Linked DNA regions of Homo sapiens: regions 1 and 3 are each linked to region 2. A link is a loop called in an ENCODE intact Hi-C map of the cell type or tissue named here. Cell type or tissue: chondrocyte. All regions are shown on one strand.

Region 1 (8,000 bases), 110 kb after region 2:
TACATGTTACCATCTGCCATTTAAATTTACCCAAATCAAGAATAAAAATAAAACTGCAGCCCAGATAGACACCTGAGGCAGTGGAAGGTCTCCGGTGCCTGTTCAGGGCTTCACGTGGATCTGAGCATCATGCGGACACGGTGGCGTCTGCCCTCAGGGACACTGCACATCCATCCTCGTACCACGGTAGGGACGGTCACTCAGTGGGGCGGGGGGAAGTGAGGGCTGCCCCGGCCCACCCCCACAGGCAGACTCAGCCCCTCCGTGCCGCACCCACACATCCATACAGCAAATACCTGCCCAATGTCCACTTTCCGTGAGCAGGCAGCCGGGGCCTCAGGTGATTTACATACTGCTGCTGGGGGTTGGGGTGGAGACTTAGCGTTTAGTAACCACCACCCAACTATGACAGTGGTATTTCAGAGACAGGACGACATGGAGATGGGAATCCGGATGGTCTGACTGAAGGATCAGGGGAGAAATCCCTCAGGACAGAGCATCCAAACTGAGCTTTAAATGCCACCTGGACACGGCCAAGTGCACGGCCTGAGCAGAGTTCCTCATGTGGATGCAGCGGCATGGCTGTCGGGAGGGACAGCGGCGTGGCCATCGGGAGCCCTGGTAGCAGGGAGGAACTGAGACAAGTCCGTATTTGTGATTTGACTCAACAGTTGGACAGCACAGTGCAAGCCTGCAGGCCAGAGGCCTCCGGTGCAGACAGTGTAGAGCTTAACTCACACTGACCATGGGAGGCCTCTTCCTGGAGAGGCTGCTCACGCGACCCCATGATGGAAAAAGTGTGGGGCTTAACTCACACTGACCACGGATACCTCTTCCCTGGAGAGGCCGCTCACGTGACCTCATGGAGAGAGGCTGTGCCGCACAGACAAACCCCCTTACAGAGTCCTTGTAACTTGCACCTGGGCATCAAGCTGTCCGGCTATTGAAGGAAAAGCAAGCTGGGCTTGGAGAGGAATACCAGATCTTCATAAATCACTCAATACCAAGAAACATTTCACAGACAAACACATAAGAAGTTGCTGTGAGAAAGAGGAGCTGTATCTGAGCAAAGAAGGTTCCACCATTTATAGCCACACTGAAATTTTACTCTCTAAATCTCCACGGCCTGTGTCATACAAGCAGTGAGGCCTTGTTATCCAAGTCGACACTGTTATTAAGATCTCTCTGAAGAGGCTGCCAGGCAGTGGATTTTATTTCCTAGGTTTACAACTTTGACTGGGCTTAGAGACTGATGAGGGATGGGTTTGAACCGCAGAAGGGTGAGAGCGAAGTGGGCAGCTTCCCTAAGCAGCGTCTTCTCCCTGAAGATGATCTTCCAGGCACCCTCTCTGACCCTTCTTTCACTGCATGTATAACTCACATTTCTTCCTGGCTCCGGACAGTCTTTTCCTCAACTAGATTTAGGCAGGTGCTCAGCACCAACGCTCACTTCTGAATCCCGACTGGAGGCCCCGACAGACGCTGCCCTCCTGAGCAGCTGGGACGTGCCTGGCTGGCCTAGGGAACAGAACCCCCATTGTAGCTCGTAATTCTGCATCCCAAACAACATCCTAGAAACACTTTTAGAATAGTTTCTGGAGGAATAGGAATGTAAATGTTAGGAAAAAAGGGTGGAAGTTAATCAGAACACAAACCCCTTACAGGCAAGTGCGCAGCAGCACAGGGGAACAAGAAAGAAAGATGTTTTCCACGAAGATCCTGCACAAAGGAAGTCACGTCCCATGGGGCCAACCAAGAAAGCAGCCTCGGCTTTGGAAACGTCTGCGTTCCTTGCTGCTTCCCAGGACAGCTGCACATGGTGCACACTTGCGTGTCACAAGCAACGTCTCCAAATGAAGGTCGGCAGGGAAACAGCCTCGCTGGGGCCCTAGCACCGCTGTCCGGAGTCCCCCCATCCTGAGTCTGGTGTCTGGGCCTCAATCAGGCGGCCCGGGCCGTCCTTCTCCTGTTTTCCTCACGTTTCCGGCAGATAAATTCTGAAATGGACCTCGTGGCTAAAACCCAGCCCTGTCGCCTTCTCATCAGCTCTGCCCCTTGCTCCTGAGAGGGTGCGAGGGAATCAGCCCAGAGAGGGCTCCTGAGAGGGCCCAGAGAGGAGGAACGCAGTGGAGGCCAGGAGGCGAGGCGGGGTGTCCTCTTCTGAGACCCCAGTGGCCAACTGTAATAATAAAGTTTGCCTCTATGACTTCATTTTACCAATTTTTTTTTTTTGAGACAGGGTCTCGCTCTGTCCCCCAGGCTGGAACACAGTGCCACAATCATAGCTCACTGCAGCCTTGACTTCTTGGATTCAAGCAATCCTCCTGCTTCAGCCTCCCATATAGCTGGGATCACAGGCACCCACCATCATGCCTAATTTTTTCTTTTGTAGAGACGGGGACTCCCTTTGTTGCCCAGGCTGGTCTGAAACACCTGGACCTAAGCAATCCCCTTCCTCAGCCTCCCCAAGTGCTGGGATCACAGGCGTGAGCCACCACCCCCGGCCTTGTATGTGATTTTAAAACACATTTTGAAGTGTAACCCTGAACACGAACCTAAAACTTCCACCTGCATATGATTTTCTTCATTCTGGTGGAAAATGCACTGAACTCCCTTTTTGCATCATGAAATTCCTGTATTCAAAATACTGTCCGCCAAAGTAATTCTTACCTTTGAACAGAATCCTTACCTCTAAGAACATACTCTATGATTAACTGCTTTTTCTATTTCAAAAACCCTTACTTTGCTCTTTGGAGATGGAAATCTCAAAATCACTCCTTCTAGCAGATCTCAGAGGCCAAGACCCATCAGCTCATCCTTTAATTGGGTCTTTGGCTATAAGATGAAAGTCTGTAGAATACCAGTGGCTTTAAGAAGTTTTATAATTTGTCACGCATTCTTCTTAAGTGTTTTCTAAGTGGTGCCCAACTGAGAAAGGGGAATTGTAAAAGCAACGTTCTACTTCAATAGGAAACGCAGAACTGGGCCCTGATTCACAGGGACAGACCTGGTCTCTGGCGAGCTCTGGGCCTGTGGAGCGACCTGGCTCACTGGAGAATGGGACCCTCAGGCCCCCAAGGCCACACCCTACACGTCTGTACGGGATGGCACTCGGCGGGTGGCCCTTTTCTAATGTGTACCCTGCTGTGGGGCTGGCTCTCAGCAAAGCAGCGCTCACCGAAACGAAAGTAAAACAGAGGCCGGTTCCCTGCGGTGCTGGCCACCCGCTCCCGAGCCGCAGCTTCTCGGACGTCGCACACCCCGATGTGGGCAGAGCGGAATGTTCTCCTCGGCGCTCCTTCACTGTGCTGCAGTCTACACCGAACCACGGCAGCTCCATTCGCTGCTGTAACAAGTTGAAAAAAAACTAATTAATTCAAACTTTAGTTTTTTTTAAATTTGTTACAGCGCTGAGCAGAGCTGCCGACCCCATGCAGGACAGCACACAGACCACCAAGGGGACCACAGGGCACGACCGCCCTCTGCGCCCGGCTAAGGCCAGGGCCACCGCGGGAGGCACGGTGCGCTGGAGAACCGTCCTGGCAAGCGAGGAACCGCTTCTGTTTCACTTTTGTTTGGCAAGGCAAGAAAGTTAAAACCAACAGCGTCCGTGGCCTACAGTCAGACCCCACCTTCTGCAGCACATGAGGGCACCTGCAGAGGGGAACTCACAGGGACAGGGCGGGGGCAGCTGTCGCCCCATGGCTCTGCGAGAAGAGAATGAGGGAGGGGGCGCAGGCCATCAGGGGATCTACCCAGCACTGCCCTGAAGCCTCTCGCCCCAGCATTCCAGCCCAGCCCTCTGCTCCCCTTCTCTCGGGTTCCTCGGCGTCTATCCCTGACTTAAGCCTCTGCTAAGCAAGGTCCACAGAAACATGTTCACTGTTACATCACTGTCTCAAAAATCAAGGCAAGAAAAACACGAAATGAAAACAAAACTACCAATAGCAGAATCTCCACACCGTTTCCTGCAGCCTGAGCCTCAGGAAACTTTCCTTACTGAGTCAACAGGACCCGGACGGGCCTCGGGAAGAACAGAATCGGGGTTTGTGCAGGTGTGGACATGTGCATCCTTAAACCTTCTAAAATCTTCTTTCAATGGTAAGAACTATGCAAGTTCAATTTCCACCTTTAAAATTTATGTTGCTAGCCTTTATGTTTGAGGAAGAAACTGCTTGTGTTAGCTTTAAGCCATTCCTCAAGCCTACCAAATTTTCAAGGTCGCTCTTGGGCTGAATTGAGCTTGCCAGCTGGGAACTGAGGTGCTAGAATCCCCATCTAATATGAGATTCTTTTTCCTGACATTTACAGAACCCAGCTCAAGTGCAGGAAAGCTGCCAATCTGCACACGTAGAAACGCTGGCGGGAAACCGACTGCCCTTCTCAAGAATCATCATGGATGTTTGCAACCACATCTCAACACACAACCAGCTTTCACGATTGCCAAGTCCTGGGCGGGGTATCACAGCACTGTCTAGATTTGGCCTGTGCCACCAACAGAAGCCTTGGATTAAACCAGAATCAATAGTAATAAATAGCTCTCTAAACCAAATATGTTGAAATCACTAATGCACTCATATTTTTACGATTATAGCATTTTAAAGTAACCAACCCAATACCGATCTCTACTTATAGAGAAAACACCTATTAGGCACACTTATAGAAAAATCCTCTGTGCCTTGTATATTCACACAGCACGTGTGATCACTCAAAGGAACTGAATGCCTGGAGGGTGAACGCCAGACGCCTCCTCCTGCCGACTGGGAAGCAAGGGAGCGTCTGCCTCCAGATGTTTCTCTGGCACATAGTGAATGCGGGAAATGAGAGGACTCATGCTACTCATGGGGGTTACCTACTCGGAGGCTGCGGAAGGTAGGCTCCAATTAACTTTGACCTCTTCTTTTCATATCCTTTTTGTGTGATGTCACCTGCAAGAGAAGGAAAATGAAGTTCAGTATGGTCTCCGTGGATAGAGCATTATCATTCAACGGTGCCCAAGAAGACACAGTTATCACAGTATCTTCTGTGTGCCTCATTGTTAGAATTTTAAAAGCAAGCACTGCACATCAAACAACTTCAGTTCCTCCCCTGCTCTCGAACAAAAGCCCACAGCATGTAAGTCACTAAAACTCATTTGTTAAACACACGCCTGTTTCTGGCCCCTTCTGTATTTATCCGGATGGGGTCCAGGGTTAGACCCCTGCCATCTCATCCCCACCCGCTGGCACAGGAAGCCAAGCCTGGTGGCCGGGGCTCTCGTTAACTCAGTCAACGACAGATCCTGCAGCTGCCAGGGCCGGGATGGCCGACACCAGCACCTATTGGCATCTTCTTCATTAACAAGATGTTTTCTAACCAAGCAGGTCGGTCACAAGGACTTGAAGCCGCCACAGTGTTTTTGAAAAAGGAGTGACAAAGGCTAAGGGAAGAAGCAAAAGGTGTGAAACCTGCAGAAATCCAGAAGACAAGAGAAAGGTGCTTGTGGTGAGGCAAGAATCCACATGTTAAAGCTCACAGACAGCCACGGACGCGCAGCAGCCATGCCTTTCCTGGAGCCAGCGCAAGCACACAGGACAAAGCCACCTCATCGACACACAGAGGCCCTTCCCATTCACAAGCTCCAGCACACACAGAATACTCATTCGCTGTTCATTTTTTTGGATCTGTTGTATTGTTTTCTAAGACTGATCAAACCATAATTCCAAGAAGAGTGAAAAATTCAAGCTTTAACAAAAATATAGCAAATGAATGAAAAGTTATCAAGGTACACACACAAGCTGGTCAACTCACTTTTCCTAGTGAAAGGCGGGCAGTCTCGGATGCTGCCTCTGCCTCCACGGCTGCCTCCACCAACTCACAGCTCATGATACAGGTTCTCGTCTCCCCCACGGAACACAAGGCTGACGTCTCAACACGGAGCCAAGAACCAAATGACACGGAACCCGCATCCGCCCATCAATGAGTGTTTTTTTTTTTTTTTTTTTTTTTTTTTTTTGAGACAGTCTCTCTCTGTCGCCCAGGCTGGAGTGCAGTGGCGTGATCTCAGCTCACTGCAAGCTCCGCCTCCTGGGTTCACACCATTCTCCTACCTCAGCCTCCCGAGTAGCTGAGACTACAGGCGCTGGCCACCACGCCCGGCTAATTTTTTGTATTTTTAGTAGAGACAGGGTTTCACCATGTTAGCCAGGATGATCTCCATCTCCTGACCTCATGATCTGCCACTTCAGCCTCCCAAAGTGCTGAGATTACAGGCGTGAGCCACCGTGCCCAGCCGATGCTAACTAGGTAGCTGGCCACTGACAACAAAGGACAATTTCTGCAGAAATGTTAAAGCTTGCCGGGCACTCCACACCGGCAGCCATCAGCTGCCCACTACGGAGACGCTCAGTTGCTTTTGGAAATGCCTTGTTAACCCGTTTTACAAACAATGTCCAAAATCTGAACCACAGAAGCAGCCACATGTGCACGTGCTTGATTTAAATCGAGCCCCCAGTCAATCAGCAAAGAAAATTTCCAGACAAGACTTTAATAAATCCTAGGTTACTATCATCTCTCAAAACCTAGGAGGTGGGAAAGGGTGGCAGCACTGAGTAACTTCCATGCCCCGCATTTTCCCCCAAACCAGGGTCTGGGAACTAAGTCTCGAGGCTGAGCCCAGCTTCCAGGCCACTTCTGGAGACACGCTCTGTGCTCACGGCCTGCTCCTTGCCGAGCTGCAAGGCAAGACAGTTCAGTGCAGCTCTTCACAGGAGGGTTTGCTGGCCCATCCCCAAAGATGAAAGTGTTTAATCCTTATAAGAACTTATTTTACAGATGAGAATTTGAGGCACAAATGGTACTCACGTTCCTCACCCAGGACCACAAATCTAAGACAAAACTCTGTCCAGCTCCAAAACCATGTCCCATGAAAACCACACCTAGAGTCTTCCACTCTAAAGCTGGTGTGGTGCCCAGAGGCCGCAGCCCTGGCTTCCTGGGCTTTCCTCGCATGTTCACGCCCCGTACATCCTCCTGACTCCATAACCTGCCTGGGAAGTGCCCTTCTCCGAAGGAAACGGGACTCTACTTCCTGCTTTGCCCTCTCCCAGCCCCTGCCCTGCATGGATGACGCCTCTGGGTACCCACGGCATAAATCACACGCTGTAGCTTGCGTGATGTCGTGGATGACTGTTCATGGTTTATTTGTAACACACATGCACAGTTATCCTTAAAACCAGACAATGTCCCATAGAACTGTGCCCCAACCCAGTTGTCTTACAAACTGAAGCCAGGGTGCTCCTGCGTGTACCACATGTACCACACACACAGACGTCTGTGCCTGACGCAGAGAGACCTGCAGGTAAGTGACTGGCTGGGAGTGCGCTGAAGACCTGGGCAGACGCGGGGTGATCATTTACCTGTTCAGTTACTGGGGGGCGGGCAAAGGGGAAACTTACGATGATTCTATCCCAAAATGCAGAAGACGACGGCTTGATGTGCATGCTACCCCAAAGCCGAAGCGCTGGATGCCACGGCCCTGAGACCAGGCTCACTCAGGCCCCAAAGCTCATGGCTCACAAACTCCTGCTACGTTTTCATGGAAAAAGTCCAGTTATTTTTAACTCTGGACTGCCTCAGCATCTGGTAGACAGAGGTCCACCAGATTCCCATGATAGACTCGCTGCAGGTTTACATGAGCAAACCTTCTAGCAGCACTTTTACATGCCGTCCTTTATTTTGAAGAACCAATGTTTCCCGTGCGAATACAATCAGGTCATAGGTGACAGGTAGATAATAGATGATGCATATAGACAGACGACAGAGATGATGGACAGATGGCAGGTGGTGGGAGGTGAGAGACTGACAGGCAGAAGCTAGCTGGCTGACTACACAGTATCCTCCCTGAACAGCTTCTTGGGTTGGGCCCAAGGCCTGACCTTCAATCAATGCCACGCTGTCACTAGGGAGACGGTGGCTCTGACAGTGCCTGGTGCTTCCTCCATTTCACACTAGGGACACAG
Region 2 (8,000 bases):
AGCAGGAGACACAGGCTCCAGGATTCCCAGCTGAGAAAAGAGACGGGTTCCCTTTCTGGGGCCAAACAGCCAGGGGCTGATGCTGCCTGTGACCCCATGAGTTGAGCGCCAAGCGTGTGCACCCTAAGAATGGTAAAGCGGCTCCTGGGAGGTGCCTGGGCGCTCCTCGTGGGGCTGGTGGGGAGGCACGGCGGGCCCTGCAGCTGGGCGCTTCCTCATGCATCTGTGGAAAAGGCTTCTGAGACTTGGAAAAAGGTCTCTACTGCTGAAAACAGGTTTCATGGTCACACAAACTCACATTCCTTGATTTTCACATGTGTCTGCCTTGGCGGAAGCCGAGCTTGGCTGTTCCCACTCTGGCTAGTGCCTTAGGGTGACAGATGGGCACGTCCTCTGGGGGAGGGAAGGGAAGCTGCCCAGGCACCAGTGTGGACCCTGCACTGGCCCCGAAGCCTTCCAGGGAAGAGCAGCCTGAGGTCCCAGTGTGCAAAGCTGCCCTTCCCCATCTTCTTGATCGTCTACCAGGAGAGGGAACACTGCCTCAAATGTCTGAAGCCTAACAAAGACTTCAGAAGACTGGGAGTGAGGCTCTCAGCCTGAGGGCACACCACGGGAACGCGGGAACGTGGGAACGCAGGCTTTGGTGACATGTGTTAGAAAAGCATTTAATAACTGGTTAATCTGTGCAGCTCGCGACCCACACTCACCTCCAGGCATCACGAGGCCGACATCCTGCACGGTGAGCACGGACAGCTTCTCTTCCGAGTCCACACGAATGACCCCATAGGTCAGTCCATGCATGGAGAGGACACCCCGGCCCGGGGGCTGGTTACTGTCATCCGTGGGCCTGTAATGACAGTTTTTAACTTGAATATGCAGGAGCAGATAAGCCATCACAATCACAGATGTGCAGTCAGCACACATGCGGCAGGCTGGGCACCTCTGGGCACAGTGCTGGCACCCCAGGCACAGTGCTGGCTGCCCATGTGGCTGCATTAGGGGATGCTCGTTCTGTTTATGAACAGCTGGCAGCGAGTCTACTGCTTCCGCCTCTACATTCCCAGGGAATCCCAAGAACACCCGTAAACTACCAACGCAGCTCCTCTCCTGCCCCCTCTATGCAGGCCCTGCACAGACCAGCTCTCTCTCCCCTCCCTCCAGGCCCTGCACAGACCAGCTCTCTCTTTCCTCCCGGCTCCTGCTCACTCCACGGTCTGCTCTTCTAGTTTTGCAAATGTCTGGAGGGTGGTGCATCCACTCCAAGAATGCAGACAAAACCACTGAACAGCAATGATGGAAATCCTGACTGTCCAGCCTCAATTCAGATGCAGACTGCCTGGGCGTATGCCCAATTTTATAAGAATCTAAAATAAGATTTACGCTGTGCCATTGTGGCTGCCAAGTTCTAAGGAAAACTATTTGGGTGGCAGGCAAGCTGTAGAATGCATTGTGGGTCAGGAGAAGACGGGTCCGCATAAGGCAGTTTTCAGAAGACCACTGCGCACACGTTCACCACGCTGGGGCCCACCCCACCTCCTCTGCCGGACACCCCAGCTTGCTCCCGCCTTGGGGCTTCTGTGCTGGTTCTCGCTGCTACCCAGGACGTTCCTCCGGCAGACGTCCACACGGCCCTCTCCCTGTCTCCAGGGGACTTCTTGTCCCCTCAGAAAACACCCCCCACCCAGTGTGCCCACCCCACAGCACACACCTCTGACTACCTGTGCGACCTCCTCCCTCAGACCCAACTCTCCCAAGAGCGGCCACAGTTTGTTTTGCTCACTGCTGCATCCCAGCCCTGGAAAATGTCTAGCAATGAATAGCTGCTGACTGAATTTGCGAACAAATAAGTTAAAATCTAAGATCACGGATTACATTCCTGAAAACTAACAATTCCTCAACGGTTATCTAAGTGAGTCACCACAATTTAGGTACACATTGTTTCTGTAATTTTCCATTTATAAATCTTTAACGCACTTCAGACCTAAAAGCTGGACTATAAGTTAGCTGTTTAACTTTAAAATATTATGGTTTATAATGAAACTGAAGACATAAATGGGGAAACATAAAAGTTAATATTTGGAAAAGGAGATCTCATTTGAATGAAGTAACTGGTGTATTGAAAAAAGCATGAAAGACTCTGGAAAAAGAATTATTCTAGATGTAAGAATCAAAAAGGATAGAGCTAACCAGATATAAAAGAAAAGTCTCCCCAAATAAGAAAACCCACACGGAACTACCTAGATAGGGCGAGCTCAGATCCCCGGGCTTTCCATTATCCTCCTGGCCTTTAATTCCTAGAGACCCCAAACAAATCAAAACTTCAAAATGAAAACACAGGTGTTGTCAGTGGTCCTGCCACCATCCCCTCACCCTGCACCATCCCCTCACCCTGCACCATCCCCTCACCCTGCACCATCCCCTCACCCTACAAGAGTCCTCTACAAAGATCAGCGTGGAAGTCAGGCACTGTGAGCTTCAGCATCTGCTGTGGGTTGAATCGTGTCCCCGCAAAAGATCACCCCTTGTATCTGTGAGCTTATTTGGATGCAGGGGCTGTTCAGACACAGATGCCCCTGGACTTACAACTTGATAAACCCATTGTAAAGGCGGAAATTGAAGTTGAGCCACCGTAAGCCAGGGCCATCTTATGACCAGGTTAAGATGAGGTCATACTGGGTTAGAATGGACCCTAAATCCAATTACTCTGTCCTTGTAAGAGAAAAGAGAGGTCCTGACACAGGGAGAAGCTCACGTGACGATGGAGGCAGAGACTGGAGTGACAGGTACCCATCCAGGATAGCTGAGCACCCAAGGCTGGGGTGAGGCCCAGGGCGGATCGCTGAGCAGAGCAGCACCCGAGGGAGGCTGGGGTGAGGCCTGGGCTGAGCTGAGCAGCACCCGAGGGAGGCTGGGGTGAGGCCTGGGCTGAGCTGAGCAGCACCCGAGGGAGGCTGCGGTCAGGCCTGGGGTGGGCCCCCTCAGCACGTCCAGACGCCCAGCCCTGTGACACCTTGGGGTCTCCAACTCCAGCCTCCAGAAGTGAGACAAGTTTCTGTTGTTTAAACCACTCAGTGTGTGGTACTTTGTTACGAGAGCCGGAATACGCTATCTTAGTGATAAAAATTTAAGGTACACTTATTTTTGTTTTTAAAAGCCACATGAAAGCAAAATGCTAGGCTAGCCAAGATTGAGAACACTGACCTGCCGGGCAAGGGCCGGAAGGGAAAAAGTTATCTCAGGGCCCAAAAACGTATGTTTTATTGTCTCAATCACAAAAACCCCCTTTCCTTTTTTTTTTTTTTTTTTTGAGACACAGTTTCACTCTGTCACCCAGGCTGCAGTGCAATGGCGTGATCTTGGCTCGCTGCAACCTCTGCCTCCCGGATTCAAGCCATTCTCCTGCCTCAGCCTCCTGAATAGCTGGGACTACAGGCGCCGCCACCACAGCCAGTTAATTTTTTTGCTATTAGTAGAGACGGGGTTTCACCATGTGGGCCAGGCTGGCCTCGAACTCCTGACCTCGAGTGATCTGCCCTCCTCGGCTTCCCAAGGTGTTGGAATTACAGGCGTGAGCTACTGTGCCTGGCCAAGATCCTCTTTTCTATGTTTAAACACAGTTAACGAGAAATAAGACCTGCACATTTAATAATTGAATATGTTAAGATTACAAATTGTGTTTGCTATAGGAACTTTTCAGTTATGCTTATACAATGATAGTTCCAGGAGGCTGAATATGTTCATATTAGCCACGTTAACCTTCATTAATTTAACCTTCCACTGTACATTTATTCATATTTGATAGATTCCCTTGCTAGTCGGAGAAAACGCACGGCCCCGGGATTCTTTCCTTGCAGATGTGCAAGACACTGGCATACAGCCAGGCACAGAAGCGCAGGAGGTCCCGACACACAGCCAGGCACAGAAGCGCAGGAGGTCCCAACACACAGGCGGGCACAGAAGCACGGGTGCTCCCGACACACAGGTGGGCACAGAAGCGCGGGAGCTCCCGGCACACAGGCAGGCACAGAAGCGCGGGTACTCCTGACACACTGGCAGCCTCACAGCCCCACCTCCCCACAGACGTGGTGTTTGGGGCCACCCCTTAACTTCTGACCTGGTGGTGCTGATGCCTCCCCCTCCAGATGGCAAACCAGTGCCCCAGGGGTACCCTCCGTGTGCCAAATGGTTCTGACTCTTTCATGCATAGGGACTCGCTTAAAACTCACCATAAGCCTATGGCTATTATTCCTCACTTTCAGATGAGAAGATTCGGGCACAGAAAGGTTGACTTCACTGCCCAAGTGGGTGGTGGGGCTCGGCAGGACTCAGACCCAGAGCATAGCCCCTGCTGACCTGAGTGCCCGCCCCTCCCTGGTCTTTGCCTCTGATCCCAGGACACTGAGTGAATCAGTCTACTGCTCTCTTCTTTTTATAAAAACTTAGAAGCAAACAGCACAACCAACGTCAGCACATTCTTAGTATGAACAAGGCAAACATCACAGTCAAAAGGCAAAGTCCCTGTTTCTGCTCCAATCCTATGCCCCACAAATAACCACATACAGATTTTTTAATGTCAAAGTTTAGACTCCTAGATATGCAGTTAAGTATAAAATATGTATGTATACCAATACATTGATTTTTAAAAGAAAAGCAGAATCAAGATGATGCTTATTCTATGTTGGCAGAAAAGCTGAGTGTTGGGAGAAGCTGCGGCAGGGCTTGCAGGTCTGACATAATGTAAGAGTCTCAGAACATGTCTGGGGTCCACGGTCTAAAACCCCTTGTGGTCTTTGGAACACCAAGCTCTGTGCTAAAGGGTGGAAGGCTGCCCTGACACACCATAAACTAAGCCCAGGGCATAAAATCCCTCGTGGCTTGGATAGAATCCAGGGCTTGTGGCTCTGGAATGTGTCTAGACTTGCTGGCTCCTTGCTCTCCCAGGGTCGATTGTATCCTGAGTTAAAAGAACCTGCTCTCCATTATCTCAAGCAGAATATGTTCCACATGCTTCAAAGAAAATGCTAAACCGTCACAGCTGTAAGATCATGCGCTTGCCCTTTCAAGCCCCACATTCTCAACACCTGTTTCTTTGTTTGATCACCAATAAATAGTCTGGGCTTCCAGAGCTCAGGGCCTTCGCAGCCTCCATACTCGCAATAGCCCCCCGGATCCAATTTCTCTCTCAAACTGTCTTTTCTCATTCCTTTGACTCCACCATACTTTGTCACCCCAACAACCTGGTGTTGGATCTGATCACCCCAACATTCTAAAACTCACTCTCTTCACTAAACATATCTGCAGATCTTTCCATGTGTCTGTGTGTGGGTGTGCATCTGTGTAGGTGTGTGCACCACTGAATTCAGCTGGTTTGTTACACACAGTGTTTAGTAATACAAATATAAGATCATATATTTTCTTTCATTCAATTTTTATACAGCTGGAAATGTATCTGTAATATACATACCTAGAAAGAAAATGGAGCATCACAAAGCACATATACTTAAATTTTTAAGAAGACCTAAATATCCTCCCAAAATAACATACTTTGCATTCCCACTAACAGAACAGGAGTATTATTTTCTCATCTACTAGAAAAGCACCTCACACTGGCTGTATTGTGTTGTGGTTATATATTTAATGACCTATTCTGCACAGCAACCCTGTGGAGATGGGTGCAGCACCATGACCCTCCCTGTTTAGCAGACAGGGGCAGGGGCGAGGAGGGCTGAGTGCTACCCAAAGCCACTGCTGTGGAGTGGAGCCAGCGCCAATCTCAGTCTGGCTTCAGAATCTGTGCATCTGACCACAGCGCCAAGCTGCTCAGCAGTGCCCATCTCTGCACTCTTGCCAACACTTAAAATGCTTCCCAATTTGTTCAGTAAAACACCATTTGTTGGTCCAATTTGTGTTCCCTGTATTATTGAGAAACTTAGATGATATTTATCTCCATCAACACCTTGCTAAGAAGTAAAAATCCCAAGTAGGTAGATGAGGTGAGGAAGGGAAGAAACAGTCCCCATAGGCAGAATTCGAGGGGGTTTAAAAAACATCCACCTTAATAATCAATATCAGTACATTAAAAAATGGCTAATAAAGGTATCCGCCCATTCATCAACTTCCAAACTCAGTTCCCATGTGAAATGGTGTTCAAGACCAAACAGCTTTGTGTGTCTCATGAAGAATATGGATTCCAGGAGGGACCATCTCAGTGATCTCCAGGAATGTAAGGAGGCAGAGTCCTCTCTTGGAGATATGGAAGGAGCAAAATACGTACCTGTGTATACAATACCACGATGACGTGCAAAAGGGAAACAAAATAAAACTAAAGGACAACAGAGTCTGGATGTTTTGTTGCCTGCAGATCTCACGTTGAAATGTGACGTCCAACAATGCAGGTGGGCCTGTTCTCGCAGTAACACGAGAGTTCTCACTTTATGAGTTCACGTGGGATCTAGTTGTTTAGAATAGAGCTGGGCACCTCCTCTCTCTCTCTCTTGCTCGCTCAATCTCTCACCATGTGACATGCAGGCTCCCACTTTGCCTTCTGCCATGATCATAAGCTTCCTGAGGCCTCACCAGGAGCTGAGTAGATGCTGGAGCCATGCTTCTCTTACAGCCTACAGAACTGTGAGCCAAAATAAACCTCTTTTCCTTATAGATTACCCAGTCTCACACATTCCTTTATAACAATGCAAACACACCAACAAAAAGGAAAGAAGCAGGCCAGACCTTGCAATGTGGCCTCACGAGGAATGTACACTATGGCTTCCATTGAACCATTTGCACCACTGACTTGTCATAGCATTTCCAGCCTCTGGAAAGCATTCCATAAGCCTTGCCCGCATAACACCTTGAAGTAGCAGCTCCTATAAATTTCATGAACACATCTGCAGTTTGCTACTCCTGACCACAAGCAGAGCCAGGCCAGGCTTGGGACATTCACACAAAACAAACACATCAAGTAGTGAACAAGCCTCACAGCCTCCAGTTCTAGGGCTTAACAGAGAGCCACACTGCACCTGCACAGCTTCAGTGCCGCTCATCATTTGCTGAATCCCTTAAGCAAGTGAGTCAACAAGGTCTTTCATTTTTTTTATCTTATACGGGCGATCTCCAATGTAGTATTCCTCAGCTTAGCAACAACGGCACATTTAGAGAAGAAAGAGTTAAGCTGCAGGCCCCTCCTCCCCAGCAATCTTTACACAGCATTTCTATGCAACGGACCACACACAAAACACGCCTGCAGTCATGTAACGGCGGTAACATTTGTTGAATTCTTACTATGTACCAGGCGTGCTTTCAAGCTCTGTGTGTGTATGAACCCACTCAATGCTCACACGGGCCTCTGACGTAGCTAACTGCTGTGATTCTCATCTACAGACGAGGAATCCTCAAGGTGAAGCCCTGCCCACATGACAAAGCAGGCGCGAGAGCAGCGAGATGGGGACCCAGGCCGACCTCGGCCCCCGACAGAGCCGGCAGGGAGAAGGACCCAGGCCCACCTCGGCCCCCGACGGAGCCGGCAGGGAGAAGGACCCAGGCCCACCTCGGCCCCCGACGGAGCCGGCACAGAGCAAGAATGAGGTGGTGCTCATCCCACACACGACGTTCCCTGTGCTGGCGTCGAAGCACCTGCACAACGTTGCTTCTTTGGGAACACGCATTCCGGTTCCAGACAAAATGCGAAGTTACCAGGAAGCCTGTTTGAGAGTGGGGTTGGGAGGGGGGGTCTTCCCTTCTGAACTGGCAGCCAGAACCCCGAGGAAGTGTCTTTTTTTTTTTTTTTTTAAACAGGGCAGCTACTCTGGTCTTGAATCACCATTCACCACCAAAGGTTTCTCTTTTAGATGGACGTAAATCAGCCCTGATGAAGGTGCCGGGGCAGCCACACAACGCACACAGAACACAGAACATCTCCTCTGCTTTCTTTCCTCTCTGGGCCACTCTTTTTCACAGCAGCAGAATGAACTAATAAATTCACAGTACTGGTAAAAATGCCC
Region 3 (8,000 bases), 77 kb before region 2:
TACTTTCACATCAAGGTTACAATTTAACTGTGTGTCTGAATAAACTCTTCCAGCCTGGCCTCTGTCTCACCCCTTATTTCTTCTCCAGTCCAGTATAAATCTTGGACTTGCGGGGAATAAACTGTCTTTTCATCCTACGCTGTCAAGTGGACTTGAAGTTCGGACTTTTGCTAGAAAAGCAGAGATAGAGAGTTGACATGAGGGAACTTGCTACTAGCCTCTAACTTGCCCTGTCCTTGAACTGCCCTCAAATGGACTCAAACTTAGCAACCTGTTTTGCTAGAAGCGACGTCTCGGAAGGCTGAAGCCCTGATGGCGCCGTGCAACCGAGTGGGGAACGAATGCATGGCTGTCACAAGAGGTCTGTGAGGTCTTCATTCTTCATTCGTGCCTCCTGGCATCACACGTCTGGCCTCCTGGGAACAGGTGGGAAGGTGCTGCTGAGATAATCAGGTTTTTCATCATTTGTCTAAAGAGAGCCATGGTTGAACTTCTCACTAATCCTTCCCTGCAAAGCTACAGAAGAGACTCTTTCTTCCTCCAACTGAGATTCTCACCCAGGGGCAAGGAGCCTTGTCTGAGCCATGCAAAGGCGGATGAGCACAGCTGCCCTCTGCCTAGGACCACCACCCCCTGGCAGCACCCGCTAGCTGGCAGAGAATCCATCAGCACCCCAGCTCTGGAGACGTCAAAACAACCAAGAAACAAATAGCATTCTCTACCCCAACAGAAGTGCGCCGGCATACGGCAGCACTGCCCCCGCCAGAAAGACAACTGCTTCGGACCAGTGCAGCTGGAGCCCCTGACCAATGCCCTGGGGTGGGGCATCTGATGCAGATGTCAGCAGAGCATCCACTGGGAGCCCACCCTGCCTGCCCACACCACTACTCAGCACTGGCCTGATGGTCACTCATGACCTGAAGGGTCCAGCATCCTCAGCACCTTCAATCTCAAAAACCAGCGTGACAGACCAGATGCAGACGGAGCTGGTGCTGTCCTCAGTGCCAACTCTGTGGCATTTCAAGGGGAGCAAACAGGACGCAGGGAAACCCGGTCATGGAAAGCTGAGCTGCAGCACAGCCACGCTCACCGTGTGAGGATGGCATTTATGAATGTGCCGCTGAAAAAACAACCAAAACTTTTACTTAATATTTTAAACTACACCTTCTTCCAAAATTAATTTGAAGCATTTAAAATACCCAATATAATAAGACCATCTGAACAATAAGCTTTTAAAAATCCCCAAAGATAGAGGGGAAATTAAATACTCAAAAACTTCAAGTTAATTAACAGAGATGCTGTGACTGAGTCTAGTCTGCAGCTTCCTGGCAGCTAAGGTACACAGAGGATGAGGCAAGTGTTACTGTCAAAGTTGGGATTTTAATATCTTGCCACTTACTTTGCAACCAGTGAAGCACATAAGAGCATTAAAATCACAAGGAACAACAGTGCTTAAAAATAACAGGCATCATGTTCACACATCCAAAACCACAAACAAAACCAAAAACAAATGCACTATTATTTCTACAGGAGGTCCTCCCAGGACTCAAGCCCTAACAAAAGCTACAGACACTGCATGAGACGGCCCACGGTGGCCACCACAAAAGGCTAAGGGGAAGAAGATCTGGATCAGGGAAGTCCAGAAACAGATACCAATCACCCAAAAAATGAGCAACGAGAGAAAACAGAGGAATGTTTTCATCTAACCTAACCGCATTGCACAAATGAAGTACCAAAGCATACTTTGTGTACTTTTTTCATTTATAAAATTGTAAACTTAACCCTCTCCAATCCAAACTCTTCTGTCCATCCTTTTCCCTTTTCTCTCCCTCGGGTGGAAGAGAGCTCTGTGTTTTCTTCCCATAAAAGACACCATTTGCAGGTGTGGACTGAGCCGACCTTGCAGCCCAAACTGCCCTCTTCCATCTTCTTCCAAGGCCAGATGGGTTCCAAGTTTCAGAGGTGCTCGATTTCTGAACGCTAATCCCGAGCACAGACCCCTGCTACCTAAGACCCTAATCACATGCATCAATACTCTGGGTGCATCAATATGCTGGGTGCATGTAACATTAGCACTTGGGGAGGCTGAGGCAGGAGGATCACTTGAGCCCAGGAGTTTGAGACCAGCCTAGGCAATGTGGCGAGACCCCATCTCTACAAAAAATGCAAAAATGAGCAAGGTGTGGTGGTGTGTACCCGCAGTCCCAACTACGTGGGAGTATCAACTGAGTTTGTGAGGCAGAGGTCACAGTGAGCTGGGATCATGCCACTGCACTCCAGCCTGGGTGACAGAGTGATACCCCATCTAAAAAAAGAAAAAAAAAAAAGAGAAGAAAAAAATGCATTAACGTTTCTGTGGCAAAGAGTGGGATAAATTGTTTATCAATTTATGTCCATTCATAAAGTTTCCATGACATTCACTTGCATCGAATTAAAAAAAAAATTTATTTTTGGGAACTCCTTCGTTTTTAAAAAAATACTTACTGAATAAGACCTCAAAAGCACAGGCCACAAAAGCAAAAATAAGCAAATAGGATTATAAATAACTTAAAAGCTTCTGCACAGCAAAGGAAACAAAGTGAAAAAACAACCTACAGAATAAAAGAATACATTTGCAAACTACTCACCAGACAGGGGATTAATATTCAGGATATATAAGGAACTCAAACAACTCAACAGCAAAGAAAAACCCAAAAAACAAAAAGAAAACTGATTAAAAAATGGGCAAATGATCCAGACATTTCTCAAAAGAAATAAATGTCCAGAAAATACATGAAAAATGCTCAACATCACAAATCATCAGAGAAGTGGAAGTCTTTTTTTTTTCTTAAGTGAAAGCAAGTCTATTAGGAAAATAAAGAAATAAAAGAATGGCTACTCCACAGGCAGAGCAGCAGCAAGGACGGCTCAGCTGCTTATACTTATTGTTACTAGGGAGGCAAAAGTCAAAACTACAATGAGATATCATCTCATTCCAGTTAGATGGCTATTATTGGCCGGGCGCGGTGGCTTACGCCTGTAATCCCAGCACTTTGGGAGGCCGAGGTGGGTGGATCACGAGGTCAGGAGATTGACACCATCTTGGCTAACACAGTGAAACCCCGTCTCTATTAAAAATACCAAAAATTAGCCGGGTGCGGTGGCGGGCGCCTGTAATCCCAGCTACTCAGGAGGCTGAGGCAGGAGAATGGCATGAACCCGGGAGGCGGAGCTTGCAGTGAGCCGAGATAGCGCCACTGCAGTCCCACCTGGGCGAAAGAACGAGACTCCATCTCAAAAAAAAAAAAAAAAAAAAAAAAAAAAAAAAAAAAAAAAAAAAAAAAAAAAAAAAAAAGAAGGCTATTATCAAAAAGACAAAAAATATCAAATGCTGGTGAGGATACAGAGAGAAGGGAACTCTTATACACTGTTGGTAGGAATGTAAACTAATACAGCCACTATGGAGAGCAGTATGAAGGCTCCTTAAAACACACATACCCTTGGGAGGCCGAGGTGGGCTGATCACAAGGTCAGGAGTTCGAGACCAGCCTGGCCTATATGGTGAAACCCCATCTCTACTAAAAAAATACAAAAATTAGCTAGACGTGATGATAAGCATTTTTTCATGTGTTTTTTGGCTGCATAAATGTCTTCTTTTGAGAAGTGTCTGTTCATATCCTTCGCCCACTTTTTGATGGGGTTGTTTGACTCTTTCTTGTAAATTTGTTTAAGTTCTTTGTAGATTCTGGATATTAGCCCTTTGTCAAATGGGTTGATTGCAAAAATTTTCTCCCATTCTGTAGGTTGCCTGTTTGCTCTGATGGTAGTTTCTTTTGCTGTGCAGAAGCTCTTTAGTTTAATTAGATCCCATTTGCCAATTCTGGCTTTTGTTGCCATTGCTTTTGGTGTTTTAGACATGAAGTCCTTGCCCATGCCTATGTCCTGAATGATATTGCCTAGGTTTCCTTCTAGGGTTTTTATGGTTTTAGGTCTAACATTAAGTCTTTAATCCATCTTGAATTAATTTTTGTATAAGCTGTAATCAGAGAAATGCAAATCAAAACCACAATGAGATACCATCTCACACCAGTTAGAATGGCAATCATTAAAAAGTCAGGAAACAACAGGTGCTGGAGAGGGTATGGAGAAACAGGGACACTTTTACACTGTTGGTGGGACTGTAAACTAGTTCAACCATTGTGAAAGACATTGTGGCAATTCCTCAAGGATCTAGAACTAGAAATACCATTTGACACAGCCATCCCATTACTGGGTATATACCCAAAGGATTATAAATCATGCTGCTATAAAGACACATCCACACGTATGTTCATTGCGGCACTATTCACAATAGCAAAGACTTGGAACCAACCCAAATGCCCATCAATGATAGACTGGATTAAGAAAATGTGGCACATATACACCATGGAACACTATGCAGCCATAAAAAAGGATGAGTTCATGTTCTTTGTAGGAACATGGAGGAAGGTAGAAACCATCATTCTCAGCAAACTATCACAAGGACAGAAAACCAAACACAACATGCTCTCACTCATAGGTGGGAATTGAACAATGAGAACACTTGGACACAGGAAGGGGAACATCACACACTGAGGCCTGTTGTGGGGTGGGGGGAGGGGGGAGGGATAGCATTAGGAGATATACCTAATGTAAATGACGAGTTAATGGGTGCAGCATACCAACGTGGCACATGTATACATATGTAACAAACCTGCACGTTGTGCACATGTACCCTAGAACTTAAAGTATAATAATAAAAAAAAAATTAACTGGGCGTAGTGGCCTGTAGTCCCAGCTACTCAGGAGGCTGAGGCAGGAGAATCACTTGAACCGGGGAGGCAGAGGTTGCAGTGAGCCGAGATCATGCCACTGCACTCCAGCCTGGGTAACAGAGTGAGACTGTCTCAAAAACAAAACAAAACAAAACAAAACCAACCCCCCCCCACCCCACCACATACACACACACACACACACACACACACACACACACCAAACTACGAACAGAACTACCATACGATCCAACAATCCCACTACTGGGCGCCTATCCAAAGGAAATGAAATCATCAGTGTACTGGAGAGACATTTGCACTCCTCTGTTTACTGCAGCCTGATTCACAATACCCAAGATATGAATCCACCCAGGAGTCCAACAGCAGATGAATGGATATGGAAGGTGTGGTATATAACATTGAATAGGATTCAGCCATAACAGAGAATGAAATCCTGTCATCTGCAGCAAGATGGACGGAAGCGCAGGACACTAAATAAAGTGAAATAAGCCAGGAATAGAAAGTTAAATACTACACGTTCTCACTCATATGTGGAAGCTAAAGAAAGATGATTTCATAGAAATACAAAGTAGAACAGTGCATACTGGAGGCTGGGAAGGGAGGGATGGGGAGAGATTTGTTAAAGGAAACAAAATCACAGCTGGCTGGGAAGAATACGTTCCAGTGTTCTGTACCACCGCAGGATGACTATAACTAACAGTAATTTATCATTCAAATAGCTAGGAGGAAGATACCAAACATTCCCAAAGAAATGATGCACGCTCCCGATCTAATATCCCGATCTGCTAACTACATGTTATATGTATTGAAACATATACCCTATGAGTTGCACAATTATGTGTTAATTTTATAAAAAGTTAAAAATACACTTTTTAGGAGTTTCAGATTTAAGAAAAATTGAGCAGGATGGTAGAGCTCCCACACTGCCCTACAATATGCCCCAGTCTCAGAATGCGCACATATCCAACATTAGTTAGAATTAGTAAGCCAACAGTGAGACGATTTAAATCTATCCTTTACTCAGCCTTCCTCATTTCCCCCTAATATCCCCTTCCTGTCCCAGGATCCTACCCAGGATTCCACATGACAATTGGCCGTCACGTCTCCCTGAGTTCCTATGGACTGTGACAGTCTCTCAGAAATGTCCCTGTTTTGCTGACCTTGACGGTTTTGAGGGGACTGGTGAGGTGTTTTGTAGGCTGCCCTTTGGTTGGGACTTGTCTAACATTGTTCATGGGTAGACACGGATCACAGGCATTTTGGAAAAGGGCTTTAGAGATGAGCGCCCTTCCCATGGCGTCATATCAAAGCCCCCCTGCTCATCACTGATGGTGACCTCGCACTTAGCTGGGTCACGTTTGCAGGTTTTCCCCGTCCCTTCCACATGCCCTCTCTGGAGGCATCGCTCTGCTCAGCCCATGCCAGAGAGGAGAGGGTGTGTGCTCTCTTCTTGGCTTTTGAGATGCGACACTGCTGGCCTCATGGAGGGCACAGCCTCCTGCCTCTGGGTGACCAAGCCCATGCCTCAGGCCCATTAGCTTGTGATGGGCAGCCGTCTGACAGAGGAGGTCTAATGACCGTGGGGCTGCAGCATTCTCCCAGGTGGAATGAGCACAGAGAGCTGATCCATCTGCACAGAAGTGTGCACAGGGCAGAGAAGCAAGGTGACAAGGGGACTCCTGAGGATCTTCTGGGCTTTGCTTCCAGACCCTCCCTGTCACTGGGCTGCACCTCCACCCAACCCTCCAGTTCCTCAGGCACCTCTCTCCTACTTCAATCTTCGCTTGCTGAAATGGTCCAACTTGGTTTCCGTCACTTTCCACCATGAAGTGTGACTAATGTGGATCAACTTTCCCTTTTTGAGTAAGACTAGAAAGACTTGAAAAATAATTATAGATTTGATATGTTTATGAGCATGTGTAAAAATTTTTTCAAATTAATTTCAAAATGATAGTAAGCTTGCAAGAATGAAAACAGTATAAAGAACACTTCTAACACCCAGGTTCACTGCTTGTTAATATTATGTTCCATCTGCTTTATACTTTGCACTGCCCACCCCATCTTACACAATGTGCACACACAGTTTTTTCTGAACCATTTGAGGATAAGTTAAATACATCAAGGTAAGTGTGGATTTCCTGAGAATAGGAATACTATCTTACAGAACAGTTATCAGTTTCAGTAATTTTAATATTGATCCAATATTTAATCTATAGCCTCTCTTCCAATTCTTCCCATTACTCCAGTAATGTCCCTACAGCTCCGCCTTGAGTGCAGGGCTCACCCTAGCATCAGGCTTAATATTTTGTTGTCATTTCTTTGGCTTGCCTTAATTGGGAAGATTTCCAAAGTCTTTTTTATCTTCATGACGTTGACATTTTTGAAGAATAGTGTCCCTGCCTTTAAAAAATATTTAAAATTATTTAATTCAAAGTGGATCAATGACATAAATGTAAGAGATAAAACTGTAGACTGTTAAAGGAACAGTCATGTGTTGGATATGTCATTTATTTCTTGGCTACCACACCAAAAGTATATGCAGAAAACAAAGAGGATAAACTGGACATCAAAATTAAAAGCTTCTGTTCATCAAAGGACACAATGAACAGAATCAGCGGAGTGAAAACGCAACCCAGGAAATGAAAGCAAGATTTGCAAATCACATATCTGTTAAGGGGCTAATATCCAGAATGTGTAAGGGACTCTTACAATTCAATAGCCAAAAAAAACTAAATGCAAACCAAACAAAGAAACCACTCCAGCTAAAAAGTGTGGAAAAACTTGAATAGTCATTTCTCTAAAGAAGGTATACAAATAGCCAGTGAGCAAGAGAAGATGTTCGACAAGACCATCACTAGGAAAACGCACACCAAAGCCACAACGAGATACCATCTCACACCCATTAGGATAACTACTCTCAAAAAAATAGAAAACACCTACTGTTGGTGAGCACACGGAGAAACCAGACCCACGTGCACTGCTGGCGGGAAGGTAAAACAATGCAGCGGCTGTGGAAAACAGTATGGCAGTTCCTCCAGAAATATAAATAGAACTAATGTATGGTTCAGCAATTCCACTTCTGAGTATATACCCAGAAGAACTGAAACCAGGTCTTGAACAGTATCTATAAACCCATGTTCACAGCAGCCCAAAGGTGGAAGCAACCCAAGTGAACATCGGCAGACAATGGATGAGCCAAGTGTGGTATAT

What was found. Hi-C counts contacts between places; a loop is a spot of excess contacts. Peaks named below come from ENCODE experiments on the same cell type or tissue, not always from the same donor. Only the 100,000 strongest peaks of a DNase experiment are listed, where the experiment ranks them.
Region 1: a loop joins it to region 2, with 3 times the contacts of the local background. A loop is called at or near these places in 4 of 110 quality-filtered maps.
Region 3: a loop joins it to region 2, with 4 times the contacts of the local background. A loop is called at or near these places in 2 of 110 quality-filtered maps.

What each region holds. Positions count from the first base shown.
Region 1 is chr10:481,603-489,602 of GRCh38, forward strand. It overlaps DIP2C (disco interacting protein 2 homolog C), which reads right to left. Exons shown (of 37, transcript NM_014974.3): 2 at 4,857-4,928. Among named protein-coding and RNA genes, the nearest start is that of DIP2C-AS2, 140 kb to the right of the region's middle. In chondrocyte, a CTCF peak has its summit at 3,516; DNase peaks (open chromatin) are centred at 138 and 3,166.
Region 2 is chr10:368,787-376,786 of GRCh38, forward strand. DIP2C (disco interacting protein 2 homolog C) reads right to left here. Exons shown (of 37, transcript NM_014974.3): 18 at 708-847. Among named protein-coding and RNA genes, the nearest start is that of ZMYND11, 240 kb to the left of the region's middle. RefSeq lists enhancers at 368-1,307, 4,049-4,556. In chondrocyte, no CTCF peak of the experiment used is centred here; DNase peaks (open chromatin) are centred at 2,975, 4,045, 4,345 and 5,745.
Region 3 is chr10:292,286-300,285 of GRCh38, forward strand. The region is part of intron 32 of DIP2C (disco interacting protein 2 homolog C); the gene reads right to left. Among named protein-coding and RNA genes, the nearest start is that of ZMYND11, 160 kb to the left of the region's middle. In chondrocyte, no CTCF peak of the experiment used is centred here; no DNase peak of the experiment used is centred here.